Linked DNA regions of Homo sapiens: all the other regions are linked to region 1. A link is a contact called in ENCODE Hi-C or POLR2A ChIA-PET data. All regions are on one chromosome and are shown on one strand. The core of a region is the stretch at or near the end of the contact, and the rest is flanking DNA. Distances in the headings are between cores, read along the strand shown. Region 1 holds the start of TMEM117 (transmembrane protein 117). Region 2 holds the start of SLC38A2 (solute carrier family 38 member 2). Region 3 overlaps SLC38A4-AS1 (SLC38A4 antisense RNA 1).

Region 1 (4,220 bases), core at 1-2,500:
GTCAAATTAGTGGGAAGTATGGCAGTGAATTCCCAATTATGCCTATGCAGATAAACTACCCTATGGCACTTGGGCATGGCTCTCTCCATCCCATCTTAAAATCCGCGGACATCTCAGTTCTCCCTCTTGCCATCCACCCATTCCTGAATCAGGCTACCAGTACAGGGGAGGGCCTAGCTCTGCCTTCATAAGTTTGCTAATATGGGCATATAGAAATCCTATTTTCCATTTGATTATATACACTAGTGATAACTTCCATTACCACAAAATATTAGCATGCTGGATAGCAGCTGTTAACACGTTTTCAGCAACCGGTAAACTGAGGTAGCAGTTGCTATTAGGTGTGGAAGGAAACAGAGGCCACACATACATGATGGAAAGGAGGTTACATTCAGGAAGAGAGGAATTGGTCAGATGTAGTCAAAGGGTCTTCCTGCCCTATGCCGCAGAGGTATCATTTAGGTATCATAGAATGACAGGCTCCGGAGAGCCTCAGACTGCAAAAACTTTAAAAATTGTACATGAGTATGTGTGCTGATGTACATATGTGTGTATGCATGTGTATACGTGTGCTTATGTGTGTATACATATGTATGCATGAGTGTATTTGTGCATCTCTATGTGTGTATGAATGTGTGTATGTGTGCATATGTGTGTGTGTGTGTGTGATACCAGGCAGGTTGGAAAGTAAGTGGAAGACTTCTCATACTCCTCATGGGCTCTGCCTCTCCCCACCCCCACATCCCCACACCACCAACAGACAAAAACAGAAATCATGTTTTGCGACCTGAGATTGCTTTCGAAAGTTTGTAGCTCTTCGAGGACATTCCAGTGGGACCCTCATTGGTTCCCTGCAGGATGGTGGATTTTCTGTCAGCCGCCCCCCAACCCCCACCAGGTTCCTGAGTCCGTCCCTCGCCTGCAGCTGCCGCTCTGCAGAGGCGGGCCGGCCCGGGCAGGCTCGGCCCGTGGCGCACGCGGCCCGCGGGCTGGAGTCAGCCCGTGGTGCGGGCGAGAGGGCAGGGGCGGGGAGAAGCCATGCCTCCAGCTGCAGAGGTTGCACACAGCTGGCATGATCGCGGTCACCTGCGCGGCGCCGGTGCCCTTGCGCTCGCGTTGCCCGGCCCGCGGCCGCGGACTTTGCGGCGGGAGCGCGGCGCGGTGAAGCACCGGCGCGGAGGGCGCCCGGCGTAGGCGGCGGCGGGTGTGGGCCGAGCCGGTATTTATAGCTCCGTGACAGCAGCAGCGGCAGCGACGCCGCCGGCCCGTCTCGCCGCGCTTCCCAGCGAGGCCGCCGGCGCGCCGAGGGCTGTGCTCGACCGCGAATCCCGTGTGCAGTCGCCCCGCGCCCCGCGCGACCCTTCGGGTGAGTACGTGGGCCCGGGCGTTGGGCGAGCCTCCCCAGCCGTTCGGTCCAGCCGCAGCGGAGCCCTCCCGGCCCTGCCGCCCGTGTCCCGGCTGCCACCTCGTCACTGCCCGCGAGTGCGGAAGCAGCCGCGGAACCCCGGCCCGGCCCCCGAATTCTCCGGCGCCTCTGCTCCTGCCTTCCTGGGGATGGCAGCCAAAGAGGCAGGGTGAAGTGTCAAGGAGGGAGGGGGGACGCGCCAGCCCTCTGGCTAAGGGCAGAGGAGACTCCCGGGCGAAAGGCTCTTGGTGGGAGTCCTCAAACTCCCGGCTCCAGTGTGTGTGCAGAGATACGGCGGGAGAGCAGACCTTGAACTTTCCTTGCTTCAGCGATTCCTAGCCTAGGAACTGAGTAAAAGCCCTATTTTTCTTAATTAAATTAACAGGTTGCAGTTCGTAGGTGTTGTTCTTGGGAAAAAAACAAAGACTTGGGTGTTTGGGTGTTTGCTAACTTCATCGTGACTAAATAAAACTATTTTTTTTCATTCCTATTTTTGAAAATGCCACAGGCCCACAAGTGTGTTCTACCCTCTGTGGAACAATGAAGTATGTGTATGTGTGTGTGGGTGTGCGTGTGTGAGAGAGAGAGAGACACGGGAGTAAACATCACATGCTTATCAGGAACCAAAAAGGAAAAAAAATGAGTAAAAGTATGTTGAATATAAGGGTATGTATTGCCCCCAATTATAAATGATGTATTGTCTGAAATCCAAGGAAGGACTTCTAGGAAGCTACAGGGTTTTGTTTTGGCTTCAGAAACAAGGTCTTCCAATTTATTGAATATAAAAGTAGTTGAATCCCTGTAAACCCCATTTTTTTTTGTAAAGTATTGACATTTGACCATGGATATACTTTCTTTTATCCCCCAAGTCTTTATAGTTTAAAAGTAATTATGGATTTTGACATTTTGTCTCAGGCATTTATCCCTCCTATTCCACCCTCCATCTGATCCGTGTGATGAGAAACTGGCTCTTGTCAGTTTTATCTAAGTTTCTTTAAGCTGTCATTAAAAAATAAACTTTTCACATGAATTCTATTTAATTCATTAAATGTGTTTTTCTTTGGCATTGTGTTTGGAATATGATCATGGCAATTTCTTTTCTTTTCTTTAATTTCTGTCTTTCTTTCTTTCATGGAGTCGGGCTCTGTCGCTCAGGCTGGAGTGCAGTGCCATGATTTCCAGCTCACTGCAACCTCCGCCTCCCGGGTTCAAGGGATTCTCCTGCCTCGGCCTCCTGAGTAGCTGGGATTACAGGCGCGCGCCACCATGCCTGGCTAATTTTTGTATTTTTAGTAGAGATGGGGTTTCACCATGTTGGTCAGGCTGGTCTCGAACTCTTGACTTCGTGATCCGCCCGCCTTGGCCTCCAGAAATGCGGACATTACAGGTGTGAGCCACTGCTCCGGGCTGGCAATTCCTTATTGCAAACAAATCACTGAAAAGGAGGTCTAAACATTTTTAAAGGATATAGTAGTGATTATATTTTAATTTTATAATGTGCTCCGGCTCATAAATATTTTGCCATTTCAATGGAGAGTTTTCTCTGTTCAGAGGACCCCTAGACCTACTTTGCTTTTGGAGTTGCTGTTTTAAAAACTTGCATTGATTAAGCAATTTGTTTACCCAAGGACTGCAGGATAGGAACAAGGGAAGAAAAATCACTTAAAGGTTGAGACAATGTGAAGAGAAAATCTAGGAAGTGATTTATAGATGTAAACCTCTAAATTAGCTAAGGTACCACAAATATTATCCTGGAATCTATCAGAACCACTTATGGTGGTTTTATTGATTGACTTAAAAGGTTGCTTTTTATTTAAAAGCCCCTGTGGTCTTTTGTATTAGACTAAAAGTAAGAAGTTCTAACTTTATTTCTGTTATTATTGCTATTTGTGTTTTTTTTTTAACCTGTATTAGGCACTTGCATTATGTAAAATGCTATGTATAATCTTTTCCTGCCTTTTTATCTAACAATTTAAGATAATGTACTCAGACCTGTCATTACCTCAGGACTGGTCTGTGTGTATGTGTACATATGTGTGTGTGTGAGACCAGGTAGGTTGGAAAGTAAGTATAAGACTTTTCATACCCCTTGTGGGCTCTGCCTCTCCCCACCCCCACATCCCCATACCACTAATAGACAAAAACAGAAATGATGTTTTGCCACCTGAGATTGCTTTTGAAAGTTTGTAGCTCTTTGAGGACATTCCATATATTTGGTTTTTCACCTTTCTTCCATTTATCCTTTTGCAGATTTGGATATGTATTATCCAGACTCTACTCTCTCTGGAATGGAGTCTTCCAGTTTTTTTTTTTTTTTTTTCCCTCACCCAGGCTGGTCTGTTACGTGTTATCCATACATCTGTTTATTCATTTATTCATCCATCAGCAAATATCTATAGAGGGCCTACTAGATTCAAGTCATCACTTAGTACTTACTCTTACTTCCTTCCCATTGGAATTTTATTCTGTGTTTTATACTTCACACAATGGTAACTAAGAGTAATAACTTTGGGGTTATATAGAGGTAGTCGTGCCTGTTTCTGTCAGCTGGTAGCTTTATGACCCTGGACAGATCATAACCTCTCTGAATTTCTGTTTCTTCACTGGTAAATCCAAATGGCAGGTATCAGGAATAATTGAGAGAATACATGGATAGTGATTTCCAAGAGCCCAACCCCTAAAAGCACTAAAAAGTGTTAATTACAAGTTTGCTGTCTATATCTACTGCATCCCTCTTCATCTCAGGAAATGCATTTTCCATCTCAGGAAATGCATTTTCTATCTCAGGAAATGGCAGTTCCATTCTGGATTTTGC
Region 2 (4,181 bases), core at 1,451-3,950, 2.5 Mb after region 1:
AATTTTCTTTTCCTTATTCACGTAAGGGGCCACAGGTCCTTAAGAACTGTGTCGATTTACCAAAATGATTTGGAGCTTATTAGGATTTTCAGCTTCTGATTTGCCAAAACAAAATTTATACCTACCCTGGCTTTAGCCATAGTTTTTTTAATATCTACCATCTGTTACAATTTTGTTTTAACTATTCCCACTGACTTAGAAGACTTCTGGCTTAATTTGTCAGTTTTAAGGACTGCCCTATTTTTTTCTAGTTGGCTTTCTTGATATTGTGCAGTATGTAGTAGAATAAAGAGATTTTTTGGGGTTTCTCATACTTTTAATTTTAAGCAAGTAACTTTTGAGTCAGCTACTCCAACTGTAAATTCAGTTTCTGGAGCCAAAATATGTTTTACCATAGTAACTGCCCTGCATGGCAGACTCACTACTTACACATACTTACATAAAAAGAGCAATTCCAGTATTAGCCATGGCATAAGAAAGCCCAAGGATTCCACTGCCCACAATCGCATTGCTCAGATTAAATACTGACATTCCAAAGGAAGTAGTACCTGGATGCTACATAGAGGGAAAACGATAACCAAACATATAACAATAATTAAATGGAGAAAACCAGCTTTGGGCAAGTTAGATTTGAATTCTAAAAGTAAAACTATTCTTTTACTCCATAAAGCCACTGACAGACAAATTACTATTTTTAACTTACAAATTCTGTTTCATACTTCTTCTTCCCCAAATTCGATTCAAGTAAAAAGTTCTGGTTTTCAGGATCTACATCTGCATAATGGCTGCAAAAAATATAGACATATATAATTGTAAACTGGATTGAAATATCTATCATTACACACAAGACTGCTTTAACATAAAATACCCTCCAACAGCATAGCTCTGATACAACATCTTTACTTAATGTATAAATATTAACTAGGAGTTGACTTTCACACCAGCTATCTTGTCATTACAACAAGATAATCGGATACTCTTTCAGAGATTACGCACCTTCTCTAAATGCTATAGCAAATTAAAGCAATGGAAGCAGAGTCCTAGGTAACTCCCTGAACCCAACCCATGCAAGCCGTTTTTTCAAAAGTGTCACAACTTCTCCCACCTTTTCAGAGCAGCTTGCTTGGTGGGGTAGGAGTAGTTGAAGTCGCTGTTGGAACTGTAGCTGCTGCTGTCTTCATCCGGGGAAATACTGAATCGTCCCATTTCGGCCTTCTTCATGCTAAGCACTGGGAGGAATCGGGTGCAGCTAGTAGCGCTGGGCTCCTTTTGTCCTTGGCGGTGGGTGCAGCGGCCCGCGAGTCGGCCTGCGAAAGTAGAGGCGGCGCGTCAGGACCGCAGCGCCAGCCCGCCGCGGTCACGTGACGCCGCCCGGAGGCGCAGCGCGGCTGATTCATCCCAGGCCAGGCGAGTGGAAAAGTACCAGCCGCGCGCGAGGGGCGGGGGCGCGCCGAGGGGCGGAAAAGTACAGACGGCGGAGCCGCGGGGAGAACAAAGATGATGCCACCGCTGTGTTGCGGCCGTCGAGGCCCCCTACTCCGGCAGATTTCAGTATTTCACCCTCTCTATTGTCCCTCGTCGGAGTGGAGGGGGCGAGGGGGGGTTCTGTTTTGCTTTTTCCCAGTCGCTCCAAACTTGCACAGGCACTCAGGGCACACATCCAGCCCCGACCCTGGCTCGTGTGCATGCAACCTAGGCGCACGGCTTTCCGTTTCTAGCATTTGGAACAGCAATGCTGCGTAATCTGTCCTTTACTGCCCGGAGTCCCCACACGGAGAAATGCCTCTGCCGCAGACAGCCTTCCCCAGGAGGCGGAAAGGGCCGACACTACTCCTCTCTCGAGGGGGGCGAACGCCCGGGCCCCGGGAGCTGGGGGTTTGTTTACACACGCGCGCCAGTGCCCTCAAGCACACCCGTCCACAGGCAGCTGGCCCGCGAGTGCTACGCCCGCCCAGCCCCTCCTATGTCCGGAAAGAAAACTGATGCAATATCGATCGTCGATTGTCAAATGTTCCCAACTCGTCTTCCCCAATCTTGGCCTCTCCTGTAATACATGCCCAAGCCCACCTCCGCCGCCCCCAGATTCCTGGCTCCCTGGACTTAATTTTTTTTTTTTATTAAATGCAAATCAGTCACAAGACTTGCCGCAGCAGAGCCGCTGGCCGGGCTAGCTCCCCTCCCCCTAATGGGAAGATGCGGCTCCGCACCGTGCAGGCACGCGGCCCCCGCCCAGCGCCCGCTCTCCTACCCACGTCGCGGGCGCGACACCCGCGCGGCGGGCCAGGGTGGAAGGCTGGCCAGCCCAACCGACAACGCCCGCCTCGAAAGGAAACGGACCCCGCGGCCGCCTTCCCGCGCGGCCCCTCCCGGAAGCCCCTCCCCCACTCTCGCCCGGGCCCCGCGCCCTTCCCACAGACGCCCCCCCGCACGCGTTACCTCGGTGGTCTCTATTCTCACGCAGACGTCTTCAGTGGGTTTCTCTCAGTCAAATACAAATCATAAAAAACAAACAAAAAATTTCCCCAAATCCAACAACAGGCAGGAAAAATAATTTTAATAAAAAAGGAAAAGACAAATTGCCGCCCCAATCCTCCGGCGTCCGCCGTGTCAAGGGAAAGGCGCGAGCGTGCGGTAACGCGTGGTCGGGCTGCTGCTAGCAGTACTGGAAAGGCGTTCTAAGGCGGCGGCGTCGCGCGGCTGTGGAGCAGCCCTGCGAGCGGCGGGTTATAGCGGCACCCCGGGGACGCGTCAGTGGGCGGGACCGCGGCCGCCCGGGCGCCTTCTCTTTGTGTATCAACACCACCTGGGCCCCGCCTCCGACCCGCCCAGACCTAGGCCCCGCCTCCCTGCCCCTCCCTCTGCGGCCCGCGCCCGCGGCCCAGCCCCGCCCGCAGGCGCCCCCAAGACTCTCCCGCAAAGCCCAAGCCCACTCTCTCCAGCTTTCTAGATAGTCTGGAAAGACCCCCAGATGCTTCCCCTGCCTATCCTTTTCAGCCAGGGTTGGTGCTCAACACATGCGGTTGTCTTTGAGGAGCCATCTCCTTAAAATTTTCTCCTGTCCGAGTCACCAGCAGTCCTTGCTTTCGGGGGACACATCAAGGCTTTTGGGGGACACCACCCTCCCACCAAACACTTTCTTGATTGTTATTTTTGTGATTTACAGTGAAGTTTTGTCTCACAAACTTGGGCCAAGGCAGCAAGGTTGTCCTGATGGTTTGTTGTTCTTTCTTTTCCACCTAGACCTGCTTTCACTCTTCAAAACTAGCCGGAGGTCGGCGAGCAGCTCCTTTTCGGGATGTGCTTTTTGTACGGCCATGGAAACTGGACTAGCGGAAAGGCTACCTTTTGGCCAGCAAGCCAGGCCCCTTAGAAAGAGGCCCCAGTGGGGAGCCCGGCGCTCCTAAGGCCGTTTGGGAGTCCCCAGTTTTCCACTCGCTGACACGTTGCTTCTCTTATCCCACCACCGCCGCCCCGGGCAAAGGCACTGCCTTGTCTGAATGCGGGTCTGAGGCGCTTTCTGCGGAGCCTGGTCCTTTCCCTTCAATGGTGATGTGTGTGGTCTTGCTGAGCCAGGCAACTAGGGGGACCCTTCGCTGTGGAAAAATTGGTGCTGCGGGAAAGGCAAGACTCACTCCCTTGCAGGAAACAAAGACCCCTTAGGAGAGAGAAATGTTCATGGAATGAATGAATAAACAAGTTTGACCTACTGCTCTCTTCCTTTTGGGGACTTGGGAGAAATTGGGCAGGGCATAGAGGAAAGGGCTGGGTGTGATCGCAGTTTTTGCTTTCAATGTTTTACTGAGGAAATCCGTACAACTGCCTATTTCCGCCGCACGTGAGGCTTCGGGTGCCCTCGCCTGCACCAGTGTTTATGATTGACAAGCGAGGTCCCGATTTCCCCCATCACACTCCTGTGTTCCCTACCCCAAACCTTCTACTCTGTTCAGGCCAGTCTTCCCTACCGCAAACCTTCTACTCTGTTCAGGCCAGTCTTAAATAATAGCCATTCTTGCTTTGGTGTCCAATCTCCTCTCATCCCCTTAAATGCCGCTGTCATGCAAGGCTTAGTCTTCGAGCCACAGGAAAGCGCCCCGCATGCCTTAATCCCTCCGTACTCAGCCCTCTTTTTGCAGGTACTATTTTCTAAAACAATATGGTGACGGACTTTTAAAAATCCGTGC
Region 3 (4,084 bases), core at 1,100-3,599, 2.6 Mb after region 1:
AGTCTTAGAATTAGAGAATGTATAGTTTTGAGCTGTGGAGGCAATAAAGAGGCTGTGTAAAACTCAGGGGGAGTTAGTTGAGGTTATTTCCACAGTAGAGCAGATTTGCTTAAGTAACCCCCTGACAAAAATAGCTTAGTTCCGCCTCCCCGCAGCATGCCTGCCCCTCCCTGCTGTGTGCATTTCCCCCAGTCCTTCAGTCGTTAAAAATTTTCCCATTTCATTTATACTCCAGTTTCAGTTCCGTTGATTCAAAGTTTTGGGACTTAGGACAAGTTTGCTAGCTTCTCTGAGCCTCAGTTTTTTAAACCGTTAAATAGGAATAACAGCATGCTGAGTGCCAAGAATTAAAGAAAAATTTATGTGAAAATATAGATTAGAAAGAAAACTAATATAAATGCAGGGGATTATGATCATAATACTCATAAAACTTCAGTACTCCCTGGGAAGATCCAATGGCCGTCAGTCATGTGCACGTGATCAGAATCTGGGCCATCATATTTTTTTAAGCAAGTTGATGGCCTGAGGGTTCTTGGCCAGGTGGGAGGAGGCTGCTCTGGGATGTTGAAGAGAGATTTTAAAAAGGAGATGGAAGGCTGTGAAAACATAGTTCAAATTGGAGGGAGCTTGGGCAGATACCACCTTTTCTTTTAAGGAATGAATGTAATTGCTTGCATTTTGTCTCTACTTCCTTCCTCTCATTGATTTATTCCGAAGGCTAGAGTTTCTACTTTACATTCTAATTCATCTGACATAGCGTGTTTTTAAAAAACTTAGCATTGCTTGCTTTGATTTTCCAGTTGACTTTTGCTGATGGAGCCTCTCTGAAGGGCAAATTCAAAGTACAGCTGGGTGCTGCAGCACTGGAGTGCGAACTTGTGGCTGTGGTTATGAAGGAGCCTCGTCAGCTATGCCTTTAGCCCCTGGTGAAGCAGTGCCAGTCACACTTTGCCAGTCAAACGGAGAGGCAGCAGTAGTAAGACCAGACCAAATCAAACCAAACCAAGCAAACCACGGGGAATGGAGGTAGGTGAATAGCGCCAAAGAGAATGATGGCTCACAACACTTCTAAGCATGGTGCATATATCAGTTCATTTAAGCCTTATGATGACCCTATGGGGTCAGTACTATTATCGTTATTATCCCCAACTGAGGCACAGAACAACTGTGTGACTAAGCGACTGTACTCAATGTCACACCACTGTTAAGTGATAGAAGTGACATTTTAACTCAGGCAGCTGGATCTGGAGTTTGTCCTCTTAACTACTACATTAGCAATTCTCAAACTTTTGGTCTCAGGACCCCCTTGCAGTCTTAAAAAGTATTGAGGACCACAAAGAGTTTTGTTTATGTGGACTATATGTGTTGATATTTATAGTAGAAATTAAGACTAAAAACTTAAAAGATAGTCAATGTATTTAAAAGTAATAACCAACTCACAATATGCTAATATAAATGACATTTAAAAGTGAAAATAGCTATGTTTCTCCAAGTGCAAAAGGTTGAGAATGGCATCGAAGAATGAAGAATCAAAGAATGGTATCATTTTATAGTTTTGCAAACTTATGCACCATACTGTACCTCTTTTGGTGTGACAGTGGTTAAGAAAAGAGGAAATGAGAGAGACTAAAAGGTACAAGTGAGGGGAACTCAAGACCTGTCTCAGTGAGCCCCTCACACTCTTGTATGAGGAAGAAATGATAACTAAAGAATCGTCTGTAAAGTGTACAGCAGCATCTGGATTTTCATGCCTGGTTTAATCTTCGATAGATTGTCTGGATTCATTCTCTCTCTGTGTGGGTGTGTGTGTGTATGAGCATACACACACATATTTGAGGTTAGGTAAAAAACTTTGTCATAAAATATATGTAAACTGGAAAGGATTTTAGAGATTATCTGACAGTTCTTTTTTTATGGATGAATGCATCTGAGGCCAGACAGGAAAATGACTTATTGCTGGTTGAATTGCTGATTAGTGGCTGGATTGGAGGTAGAACCCAGATCATCTGCCTCTTCATTCTACTCATGTCCTGTCATGGAAATTAGTCAATCCAATTATTATTATTATAGAAGTCTGTTTTCACCAGAAAGTTTGTGAACTGACAACCGTAAAATCTGTGGTAAATTCACAGGCTTCATCAATGACACTATGAAATATTGACCCTCAGCTTCCCAGATTGCAACTCCCCAAGTCTTGGTCTGTTTGCTGTTAGGATTTGTTACAACTTCTTCCTTATTGCCTTTTGTTACACAAGCAGTGCTGAATATGGGCTGGATATTGGAAAGAGGGCAAGAAAATGAGAACCCACAGTTCTGTGACGTGACAACACTGATTGGCCAGTCACTGTTATCTGCAGGATGTGCTTTTCTTAAGGATGAACATATTTTGGTCCACAAGTTTCCAAGACAAGCACATTCCTGCCAACATGATCCTTGGACAAACTGTTCTGGAATTTGAACTTGCTACTGGAAGAGGGTTAAGTCCAGGACACACACACACACACACACACACACACACATTTCAGTGGGGGGCAAGCCATAGTTGGTTATGTTAGCACCTCATTATACAACAGTTTCAAGATAAAGTGATTCCAGATGTGCTCTCAGTAAGTACCTAGTACTTATGTTTTTAACCCATTAGGCTAAAAATCTACTTTCAGAATTTTGGGGAAGCCAGAGTTAGTTAATTAACTAGTCATTCCTAGTTACTTCATAAAGTTGATTCTAAGTCGACTATAATTTGCAGTATGTTTCATGTTAGAGGATACCCATTATAACCATATGAAACATACATATTTATAGACACATATATGTATTTTCACACAGACTTGCCTTTGACAATGATTAGAAGTTCATCTGAAGTACTGGTTTAATGATCATTAGGTTCCTTTGTCCCGGAAATTTCATTTAGAAACATTAGGAAGATATATATCTAAGAAGTAGTATTCTAGTTTCTTCTTATTAATGAAGCTGCAGTGATAGTCATTGTGATTCTGAAGCATAAATTTCATGAGTAAGTCCTGGTTAAAAGGCTCCCTCCCTTGTTTAAAAAACCAAGATTTGAAATTTTTTGCTTTGTAACTTAAATTTACAAAAAAGAGTTAAAGAGAAAAGATGATGAATGTTTTCCTTGATAATTCATATTATTGTTAGGAATATGGAATTTTTGCATCACTTGGCCCTAGAAGGTGGAGAGCTAAAGGTGAACATTTCATTTTGCTTTCAAATATTTTAAATTTGTCTGCAGAAATTATGTTTTCTGCTGAATACAATGGAAGCCTTCTTAGCTGGTCTTACTTGAGAATATTGCATCTTAGTATGCTCTTTTGATTTTATTTTGCTCTACAGTAAATTTTTAAAAATTTAGGTATGATATCTGGCATCAAGGACAACACCATTTATTTGCCAAAGGCTGTAACCTAGGGCATTATACACTAAATGGGAATATTGGCAAACATACTGTTCAGAGGTACCTGTTGTGCTGTAGGGCAGTACCTACAGCAAAGCAGTCTGGGTATGATGGACTCTGGATCCAGACTGTTTGGTTTCATTTCGCTTCTGCTTTTTACTAGCTGTGTGCTTTAATTTCATGAATGTGAAAGATAAATAATAACTCATGAAGATTTAGTTAAGTCTGAACTTGTAAAGGAAGCACTTAGAACCATGCCTGGCATATGTTAAGTACTTCTCAAGTGTTAGCTTAAACAAACAAACAAATCTCAAATTTTGTCTTTGTCATGTCAGAGAGGCTAACATCAAGTGATGGCTGAAGCAGCAAACAGCTAGTTAAATTTAAAAGAAAAATGATCTTTGGGATTAATCCTATCTTGTGAAAAGTTTTCTAGAGCTTCCATCCAGCTGTGGCTAAAGCTAGAGGACAAGAAGGTGAGGAAAGTGTGGCAGAGTGAATGCCATTGATTAAAGAAAGGCCAGGACCTTGCTGTATAACAATTGTTTCTATTATTTCTATTTTGAGAGAAAGACCCTTGATGTTACCCGTCAGCAGGAGATGGATGGTAGTCTTTGTGTGGATTGACAAACATTGGTAGTTTAACAATGTGAAGGGCTTCCTTTGCAGGAAATG

What was found. Hi-C counts contacts between places; a loop is a spot of excess contacts on that map. ChIA-PET counts read pairs that join two places held with the same protein, here RNA polymerase II (POLR2A). Pooled maps may share reads with other maps.
Region 2: a map of naive thymus-derived CD4-positive, alpha-beta T cell shows a loop between it and region 1 (7-fold over the local background). The contact joins the promoter of SLC38A2 here to the promoter of TMEM117 in region 1. A Hi-C loop is called at or near these places in 1 of 168 maps with a recorded cell type or tissue (naive thymus-derived CD4-positive, alpha-beta T cell) and 3 of 50 pooled maps. POLR2A ChIA-PET finds 5 or more read pairs at or near these places in 1 of 52 experiments (activated CD4-positive, alpha-beta T cell).
Region 3: a loop to region 1 is called in a pooled map, with 2.1 times the contacts of the local background. The contact joins the enhancer-like site here to the promoter of TMEM117 in region 1. A Hi-C loop is called at or near these places in 1 of 50 pooled maps.

The regions. Positions count from the first base shown.
Region 1 is chr12:43,834,831-43,839,050 of GRCh38, forward strand. It overlaps TMEM117 (transmembrane protein 117), which reads left to right and starts at 1,251. Exons shown (of 8, transcript NM_032256.3): 1 at 1,251-1,366. RefSeq lists silencers at 926-1,035, 1,066-1,505, 1,492-1,724.
Region 2 is chr12:46,370,073-46,374,253 of GRCh38, forward strand. It overlaps SLC38A2 (solute carrier family 38 member 2), which reads right to left and starts at 2,701. Exons shown (of 16, transcript NM_018976.5): 1 at 2,437-2,701; 2 at 1,106-1,307; 3 at 704-785; 4 at 440-555. The coding sequence starts at 1,221. SLC38A2-AS1 (SLC38A2 antisense RNA 1) reads left to right here and starts at 2,711. Exons shown (of 2, transcript NR_187299.1): 1 at 2,711-2,790; 2 at 3,241-3,706. RefSeq lists enhancers at 1,631-1,780, 1,861-2,190, 1,880-2,583, 2,441-2,520, 3,201-3,260 and silencers at 2,211-2,410, 2,611-2,950.
Region 3 is chr12:46,386,947-46,391,030 of GRCh38, forward strand. It overlaps SLC38A4-AS1 (SLC38A4 antisense RNA 1), which reads left to right. Exons shown (of 4, transcript NR_125380.1): 2 at 801-1,026. Among named protein-coding and RNA genes, the nearest start is that of SLC38A4-AS1, 5.3 kb to the left of the region's middle. Within about 2 kb of position 2,350, at least 11 of the 41 ENCODE cell types and tissues checked have a DNase peak (open chromatin) inside an H3K27ac peak, as active enhancers do.